3 separate regions of the Homo sapiens genome follow, and all the other regions are linked to region 3. The links are chromatin contacts, found by Hi-C or POLR2A ChIA-PET in ENCODE. All regions are on one chromosome and are shown on one strand. Each heading gives the region's core, a stretch centred on a gene start or an enhancer-like site at or near the end of the contact. The rest is flanking DNA. Distances are from core to core; before and after follow the strand shown.

Region 1 (2,700 bases), core at 33-2,532, 160 kb before region 3:
AAAAATGTAGGAAACTCAGGAGAAGGTCAAACAAGTCCACTAGAGGGAGCCCCAACCAACTCTATGCTACAGGGAGCCTCACAAAGCAATGTCTCAACACCTGTCTGAAAATCAACCACACAAGGGAATGGGGAAATGTAGCAATAGATTAAGTCACTAGGAGAGAAGATAGCCATGTAAACACGCAGCTAAAACACAGGCTTTTCAAGAGCTGCAAAATCAAACAATTAAAGATCAGGAAACTGATGCTGAGCAAAGTCAAATGGCTCGCCTCAGTTTACATATCCACAGTTGGGACTCAAACTCACATGTCTTGTCTCTAACCTGAGCTCTTTCCTCCACACTTGCATCCCTCTAGGTCAGTACCCTAGAGTCCATGGGTCCACTATTCCTCTGCGTCTCATTTCTCTGAAGTGGGAAACTCCCTGGACTACCTATTCCTGCACTTATTACCCTCATTCTACAGTGTACTGAAGAGGATCTTCGGTGGTCTGGGAGTTTTGTTTGTTTGAGACAGGGTCTCCCTCTGTCATCCAGGCTGGAGTGCAGTGGTGCAATCATAGCTCACTGCTGCCTCAACCTCCCAGGCTCAAGTGATTCTCCTGCTTCAGCCTCCCAAGTAGCTGAGACTACAGGTGTGCACCACCACACCAGGCTAATTTTTTAATTTTTTTGTAGAAATGAGGTCTCACTGTGTTGTCCAGGCTGGTCTCGAACTCCTGGCCTCAAGTAATCCTCCTGCCTCAGCTTCTCAAAATGCTGGGATTATAGGCACGAGCCACCGCCCCAGCTTAGATCTTCAGTTTTAAGCCTACTAATGTCATTTTGCTGGTGGGACCTCGGGATGTCAGTTGTCCAACATGGCTACTGTCAGTCCTTTTCCTCTGTATCAGCACCACATATTATCTCAGATGTGTACATCTGAATTTGGAAGTCTCCAAATTGCAGGCCATGTCTACATGGCAATGAATCATAACTAATCGACCTCCAAAGCCCTTTCTTTTCAAACTATACTTAGGATTTTGGGATAAGGAAAGAACTGACCCTTTGAGACCTTGATATTTTAAACTTTGTGAGCTGATTTAGCCCATTCCACCTTCCTGTGAACTCCATGTTTCCCAGTTGCCTGGACAACATACAGCCTCTGGAAACCCAACCTTCCAGCCCTCAGTCCTGCCCTCAAGAGAAATTTGCCACCAAGGATTGGCTCCCAGGACCCAGGCCCCGCCTCAGGCTCCTCGCTAGTTGGGCCTTCTCTCTGCCACTCCCCACGAGTGGGTCACTCCACGGGGAGCCCCAACGCTGGCAGGAGAGGATCCTACAGGTAGGAAGTGAGGGTTGAGGATGATGGGAAGAGGGAGGGGAGCAGGTACAGGGATTTCGTTTCTCTAAAAGAGAGTTGCAAGGAATGACTTCTGTACAGAGTCAGCCTGGTTGAGAGAAAAAACTCCATCCTCCCCACTGACCCCAACCCTGTCTGAGGTTCCAAAGAGACTGTGAACTGACTTTTCTGAAGGATATGAGAGACAAATTTGGACTCAGGAGAGTCTCCTGGTTCAGTCTAAAGCTCAGGAAAGCATCCCTGTGTCCAGACCTAAACATAAGGTCCCCTCCTTCTCCCAGGACAGCAAGGAGATGCCACCTAAAAACAAAGAAAAAGGGAAGAAATCTGGGGCACAGAAGAAGAAAAAGAACTGGGGTGAGTCATGGTGGGTGGAGGTGCCCCCTGCTTCTCCATGTTCTGCCATGAAGACCACGCAGAGCTCCTCCAGAGAGAATTCAGCCTTCTGCAGGACAGGATGGAGCTCTCTTGACCTACCTCTTTCATGTCCTCACAGCCAGATCCAGGGAGCTGAGGAAGTGGGGAAATGGTCACCCACGCTCTCCTTTAAGCCCCATCTAGCTCTGTGCCTTCCTAATATATTTGTCATGTGTATTTTGCATATCTGTTATGTGCTGGTCGGTGAGGACACGGTGCTGACTTCAGTAGACTCTGCCACTGTGGATACCTCATTTAGTGGTCCTCAGGTCTGCTGTGGCAAAAGTGCAGGGTGTGGGGTGAGGATGTGAGCAGAGTGAGGAATGCTGAGATCATGAAGAGCTGAGGCTCTGCCACTTGCCACCGCAGGTGCAGATGTGGTGGCCGAGTCCAGGCACAGGCTGGTGGTGCTGGAGAAGGAGCTGCTCCGAGACCACTTGGGTAAGGAGGGTAGAAGCTGGCATGGGTGGGCAACAGGGGAAGTGAAATGGGGCATTTCTGTATCCTGGGGGATTGGAGAGTTGGAGGTATGGTGGGGGGTTAAGTTGACCCTAACCATCCCCTAGTGGAAAAAGATGATGAGAGAGGGTGGGCAGTGAGAGTTGATAAAGGAAGGTGTTTTTTTTGTTTGTTTGTTTTTTGTTTTTTTTGGTTTTTTTGACAGAATTTTGCTCTATTGCCCGGGCTGGAGTGCAGTGGTATGGTCATAGTCCACTGTAATCTCTAACTCCTGGGCCGCAACAATCTTCCCGCCTCAGCCTCCCGAGTAGCTGGTATTACAGGTGCACACCACCATGCCTGGCTACTTTATTTATTTATTTTTTTTTTTTTTTTTTTTTTTTTTTTTTGAGACAGAGTCTTGTGCTCTGTCGCCCAGGCTGGAGTGCAGTGGTGTGATCTCGGCTCACTGCAACCTCTGCCTCCCAGGTTCAAGCGATTCT
Region 2 (2,700 bases), core at 115-2,614, 230 kb before region 3:
CTGAGACAGCACTAATAGAATCTAATCAAATATGTAGAAAGTCTATATCTAGTTACCATTAATTATTTAACTCCTGAGTATGTAACTTAGACATCGATTTCCATTTAAACATAGCATTTCCCTGAACAAATAAACAGAGTAGCTAATACTAAGCTTTGCAAAACTTGAGAAAGAACATGGAATGTTCTCTGTCCGAATATAAGACTATTAAAAGGGACAAAAACTAGAGAAATCTTCAATAAATGTTCCATGGAAAAGAATCTAGAGGCCAGGCGCGGTGGCTCACGCCTGTAATCCTAGCACTTTGGGAGGCCAAGGCAGACGGCTCACCTGAGGTCAGGAGTTCGAGACCAGCCTGGCCAACATGGCAAAACCCCATCTCTACTAAAAATACAAAAAATTAGCCAGGCGTGGTGGCGCACACCTGTAATCCCAGCTACTCGGATAGCTGAGGCATCAGAATCGCTTGAACCTGGGAAGCAGAGGTTGTAGTGTCCAGCCTGGAGACTTTGCCTCCATTAAAAAAAAAAAAAAAAAAAAGTAGAGATTTAACTGCCAAAGTGAAAGAAAATACAAATGCAGTGCAGTGGGGAGTCATTAAGGATCTGGGACTGGGGAGTGATATCTGATCATTTTAAGACCGAAAATGATAGCAATGTAGAAGGTGAATGAAAGAAGAAACTGCGAAAGCAGAGAGATCAATCAGCATAGTAGTGCAGTAGAAAAGTAATGGGAGCCTGAGATAGAAAAGTAACAGGGGCAGTAAAATAAAGACAGATTTGAGACAGACTGCAGCAGTAAAATCAAGAGTATGACTGAGTAAGAGAGGAGATAAACCTAGGGTATTACCAATAATATATTGGTAATAATGTAAAAGCTAATGTTTTTTAAGGGCTTACTAAGTACCAGGCACTTTACGTATTTTGTTATTTAACTAATTCTCACTTACAATCCCATCAGATTCCAATATTATCCCCATTTTACAGATGAGACAATTTAGGCATAAAGAAGCTGAGCCGACCAGCCTGGTCAACATGGTAAAACCCCATCTCTACTAAAAATACAAAAATTAGCCAGGCGTGATGGCACGTGCCTGTAGTCGCAGCTACTCGGGAGGCTGAGGCAGGAGAATTGATTGAACCCAGGAGGTGGAGGTTGCAGTGAGCCGAGATTGCACCACTAAATCCAGTCTGAACGACAGAGTGACACTCCATCTCAAAAAAAAAGAAAAGAAAAGAAAAAGAAAAAAAAAAAAAGAAGCTAAGCCAATAATCAATCCATGCTCATCATCACTACTCACTACATTATACAGTACTAACTCAGTAACGGGACATGAAAGAGGAAGTTGGTTTGCTGATGAAGAGGATACATTCAGTGTTCAGGTATTTTGAGTGTGGGAAGATACTAACATGAGTATAACTAGCAGGTAGCTTGGGAAAACAGATTTGTGAATAATCTGTGTAAGATTGTTGGCATCTCTGGGAATGGAACGGTCCATTTGCTAGTGCCCTTGTACAAGATAATCAAGCTGAAACTGAGTTTCCCCCTTTGAGAAGAGTGTGGAGGTAAGTGAGATAGAATCGGAAGGATACAAAAGAACAATATTACAGGTTTCTCCTACAAAAGGCAGAATAAATCCATGTGACAGGTATTTGGAAATACAATCCATGTCCCAAATGAGCTATATTTATAAGAAAACGATGCCAATTTTTTAGTTGTTCTCACCTAAGGCAGAAACTAATGCCATCTCTTTGAGACCCAATCTTTGTTTCTCAGTATCTTTTATATAAGCTTGATGAAAACACATTTAGTATCTTAGCACCTCAAAAATTATCAATTTTGGGGAGTTCTAACACCCATCCAGTGGTATCTATCATAATTCTCCCACCAGAAATATTTATATTTATATGGAACTTGAACATTAGAGCCCCTATGCAAAAGTAAATAGTATTTACTGTGTTTACTAAATTCACATAAATTTAGTAAATACTGTTTACTTTTGCATAGTGGCTCTAATATATAAGTAAATACACAAAATTTCAGTATTGTCAAATAAGCAGAGGTATATTCAATAAATGGGGAAAAACATAAGAATAAACAATACATGGGAGAAAAAAATCACAAATGTATCTTAAGCAGAATACAAGAAACTTAAAGCCACATAAGACTACCAACTTACCCAGGCACAGCAATTAGGCAAGAGAAAGAAAGGGCACCCAAATTGGAAGAGGAAGTCAAGCTATCTCTGTTTTGCCAATAATATCATCACATACCTAAAAAAAACCCCGAAGACTCCTCCAAAAGACAACTAGATTTGATAAGTGAATTCAGTTAAGTCTCAGGTTACGAAATCAACGTATACAAGTCAGCAGCACTGCTACACATCAACAATGACCAACCTGAGAATCAAATCAAGAACTCAATCCCTTTTACAATAGCTGAAAGAAAACAACACATAAAAACCTAGGAATATATTTAACCAAGGAGATGAAAGATCTCTACAAGGAGAATGACAAAACACTGCTGAAAGAAATCACAGAATACACAAACAAATGGAAACACATCTCGTGCTCAGGGACTGGAAGAATCAGTATCGTGAAAATGACCATACTGCCCAAAGCAATCGATAGATTCAATGCAATTCTTAACAAAATACCCACATCATTTTTTAAAGAATTAAAAGCAACAATCCTAAAATTC
Region 3 (2,700 bases), core at 201-2,700:
CTGGCTAATTTTGGTATTTTTAGTAGAGACAGGGTTTCACCATGTTGGCCAGGCTGGTCTCGAACTCCTGACTTCAAGTGATCTGCCCGCCTTGGCCTCCCAATGTGCTGGGATTACAAGCATGAGCCATCGCGTCCGGCCTGTCATCCTATTTTATCTCATCTCCTCCTCCTCCCTTCCCTGACCATCTTCTCTGGAGTAAAAGATCTTTGCTCTCAATTTTGGAACACTTACAATTCCTTCAGCCACTCTTGTTAGGAAGATATAAGGGAAGAGAGCGAGAGACAGGAGGCAACTCAACGGCCAAACAGGTTTATTCACAGGAATAAGCCTGCAAGGAGTTCCAGTCAGGAGTCTGGCTGAGACCCTGATCGCTTACAAGCTGAGGCTTTTATAATATCGTTTCTATTGGGGAGAGGTCGGGAAGTGCTGGCTGATTGGGACTGTTGGGGACTTTGTTAGGCTATGTTACCTTCTGTTGAAGCTATGGGCAGGGTTAACATTTGCTCTGTTTCTGAGAACACAGTCATCATTGTTGTAAAATAGCATCACTACTGTTACTCCTCACAACTCTTAACTGGGATCAGTGAAAACCATTGTTGTTGAGAACTCTTATAGAATTTCTGAGCTCTTATCTAAATCATCTGTTGAGTCTTCACAATGATCTACCAGGCTGGTAGGAAACGGGAGCTCATAGAGATTAACCAAGGTCATACAGTTAGAATGCTGTGGGTCTAGGACTAGAATTTGATATTTACTCCAGGCCCCGTCTCTGTCCCCAACAATCTAACCACAAGTTAAAATTCCAAATTGTGGGCTGGGCGCGGTGGCTCACGCCTGTAATCCCAGCACTTTGGGAGGCCGAGGTGAGCGGATCACGAGGTCAGGAGATCGAGACCATCCTGGCAAACACGGTGAAACCCCGTCTCTACTAAAAATACAAAAAATTACCCGGGCGTGGTGGTGGGCGCCCGTAGTCCCAGCTACTCGGGAGGCTGAGGCAGGAGAATGGTGTGAACCCGGGAGGAGGAGCTTGCAGTGAGCCGAAATCGCGCCACTGCACTCCAGCCTGGGCGACTGAGCGAGACTGTTTCAAAAAAAAAAAAAAAGAAAAAAAGAAAATACTGTGTGTTCCTACAACACCTTTCCCAGACTGTGAGCAACTTGGGAACAATGATTATCACCTTAGTGTTCGGTGTGTTTTGTAGAGGAGGGCACTCACTAAAAACTGGTTTGTTGAATGCAACCACTTAAGAATTGGACATGCCGTGCCCAGCCCCTAAGGGGCGCTATGCTCGTTCGTCCAAGGAGCAGCGTGACCAGCGGGAGGGAGTAAGTCGACGTCCCCGGCATGTGGGGCGGGGAACTCCACTGGCCGGCAAGCGAAGCAGCAGGCGAAGACCACGCCCCCGCCGGCCGCGCTTGCGCAGCCTTCGCTAGCCCCGCCCCGTCCTATTCGGGCTCCCGCCTCTGTTCAGGTAGGAGGCGGTATGCGGGGGAGGGGAGTCACCTGAGGGCGGGGATCTCAGGTCTTGGGGAGCCATTGTTGGCGAACCCCAACTTCCGATACGACCCGGAGCTGTTCCTGCAGTTCCAGAGACAATTCATGGGTCTTGGGGCCACCGAGGCGCTGTCCCTGACCACCAGCACGAGACCCCTTTCTATCGCGCCAGTCCTGTGGTCTCCGCACCTCTCCAGCTCCTGCACCCCCGGCCCCCGTGGTTCCCAGCCGCACAGTAGCGTGTCCTGGGTAGCGTGAGGACCCACGGGGCTGGGCAGGTGCCACGAGCCCGCCGCCTCTTCGCCGCCCGCCGCCTCTCCTCCTCTCCCGCCCGCCGCCTGGCCCTCCCCTACCAGGCTGAGCCTCTGGGTGCCAGAAGCGCGGGGCCTCCGGGAGAATACGTGCGGTCGCCCGCTCCGCGTGCGCCTACGCCTTCTGCTCCAGTTGCTTTCCCAATTGAGCGGAAAAGCCGGGGCATGTTGCCGGGGCCCTGGGCGGGACGGTTGTGCCCTGCAGCCCGAAGCCCGCCGGGGCACCTTCCCGCCCACGAGCTGCCCAGTCCCTCTGCTTGCGGCCCCTGCCAACGTCCCACAGGTTGGAAACCAGACCCTGCAGCCCCCAGCTAGCCCGAAGGAAGCCCAGACTGACGTCGCAGGGTAATGGGGACCCAGAGGTAGCTCTGTGGGGCCCCATCAGGACCTCAGCCCTTAGCGGGGCTTTCTGTGTGACACCGTGGGACCTGAACTGGGGAGGTCCCCCTTGCACAGAATTACAAGGGGCAACTGTAGGAAACAATTAAATCTATTATGTGCTAAGTATTGAGAGTTCCACGGATTGAGGCCCTCTCTAGAAGGCTTAGAAGTGGGGTAGCCGGGGTATGTGTCTGACTTTGTGTTTTGGTGCGGTGGTGGTGAGTGGGTGTAGAAACTAATAGTGCCAAGTGCAGTGCCTGTCAACTAGTAAGTTAATAAACCTTCCGTGAATGAATGAGAAGGTTCTGTGACTGAGGGAGCAGGGCTAGAGAGGGCATCTCTGCTCATCCCACCCCTGCCTCCCCTGGGCTCAGGCAGACAAAAGTAATTAGGTTGAACCTTTAATCAAAGCTGGTTTCACAGGCAAGCAGACATGATAGAGGAGGTAAAGGCAGAAATCCTGGGGACACAGGGTGCTGGCCTGGCTCACAGGCATGCCTCCTTCCG

The links. A loop is a pair of places that touch in the nucleus more often than their neighbours do. ChIA-PET counts read pairs that join two places held with the same protein, here RNA polymerase II (POLR2A). Pooled maps may share reads with other maps.
Region 1: a map of ovary shows a loop between it and region 3 (3-fold over the local background). The contact joins the promoter of DRC12 here to the promoter of SLC37A4 in region 3. A Hi-C loop is called at or near these places in 3 of 168 maps with a recorded cell type or tissue (lower leg skin, naive thymus-derived CD4-positive, alpha-beta T cell and ovary), 3 of 37 single-sample maps with no recorded cell type and 12 of 50 pooled maps. POLR2A ChIA-PET finds 5 or more read pairs at or near these places in 5 of 52 experiments (H1, K562, PC-9 and 2 more).
Region 2: a pooled map shows a loop between it and region 3 (4-fold over the local background). The contact joins the enhancer-like site here to the promoter of SLC37A4 in region 3. A Hi-C loop is called at or near these places in 5 of 50 pooled maps. POLR2A ChIA-PET finds 5 or more read pairs at or near these places in 2 of 52 experiments (RWPE1 and T-cell).

What each region holds. Positions count from the first base shown.
Region 1 is chr11:119,194,423-119,197,122 of GRCh38, reverse strand. DRC12 (dynein regulatory complex subunit 12 homolog) reads left to right here and starts at 1,282. Exons shown (of 7, transcript NM_001145018.3): 1 at 1,282-1,324; 2 at 1,624-1,699; 3 at 2,129-2,200. The coding sequence starts at 1,636.
Region 2 is chr11:119,258,780-119,261,479 of GRCh38, reverse strand. The region is part of intron 2 of CBL (Cbl proto-oncogene); the gene reads right to left. Among named protein-coding and RNA genes, the nearest start is that of MIR6756, 53 kb to the left of the region's middle. RefSeq lists an enhancer at 803-862. Within about 2 kb of position 1,364, at least 4 of the 41 ENCODE cell types and tissues checked have a DNase peak (open chromatin) inside an H3K27ac peak, as active enhancers do.
Region 3 is chr11:119,029,627-119,032,326 of GRCh38, reverse strand. SLC37A4 (solute carrier family 37 member 4) reads left to right here and starts at 1,450. Exons shown (of 10, transcript NM_001467.6): 1 at 1,450-1,478. RefSeq lists a silencer at 1,836-1,995.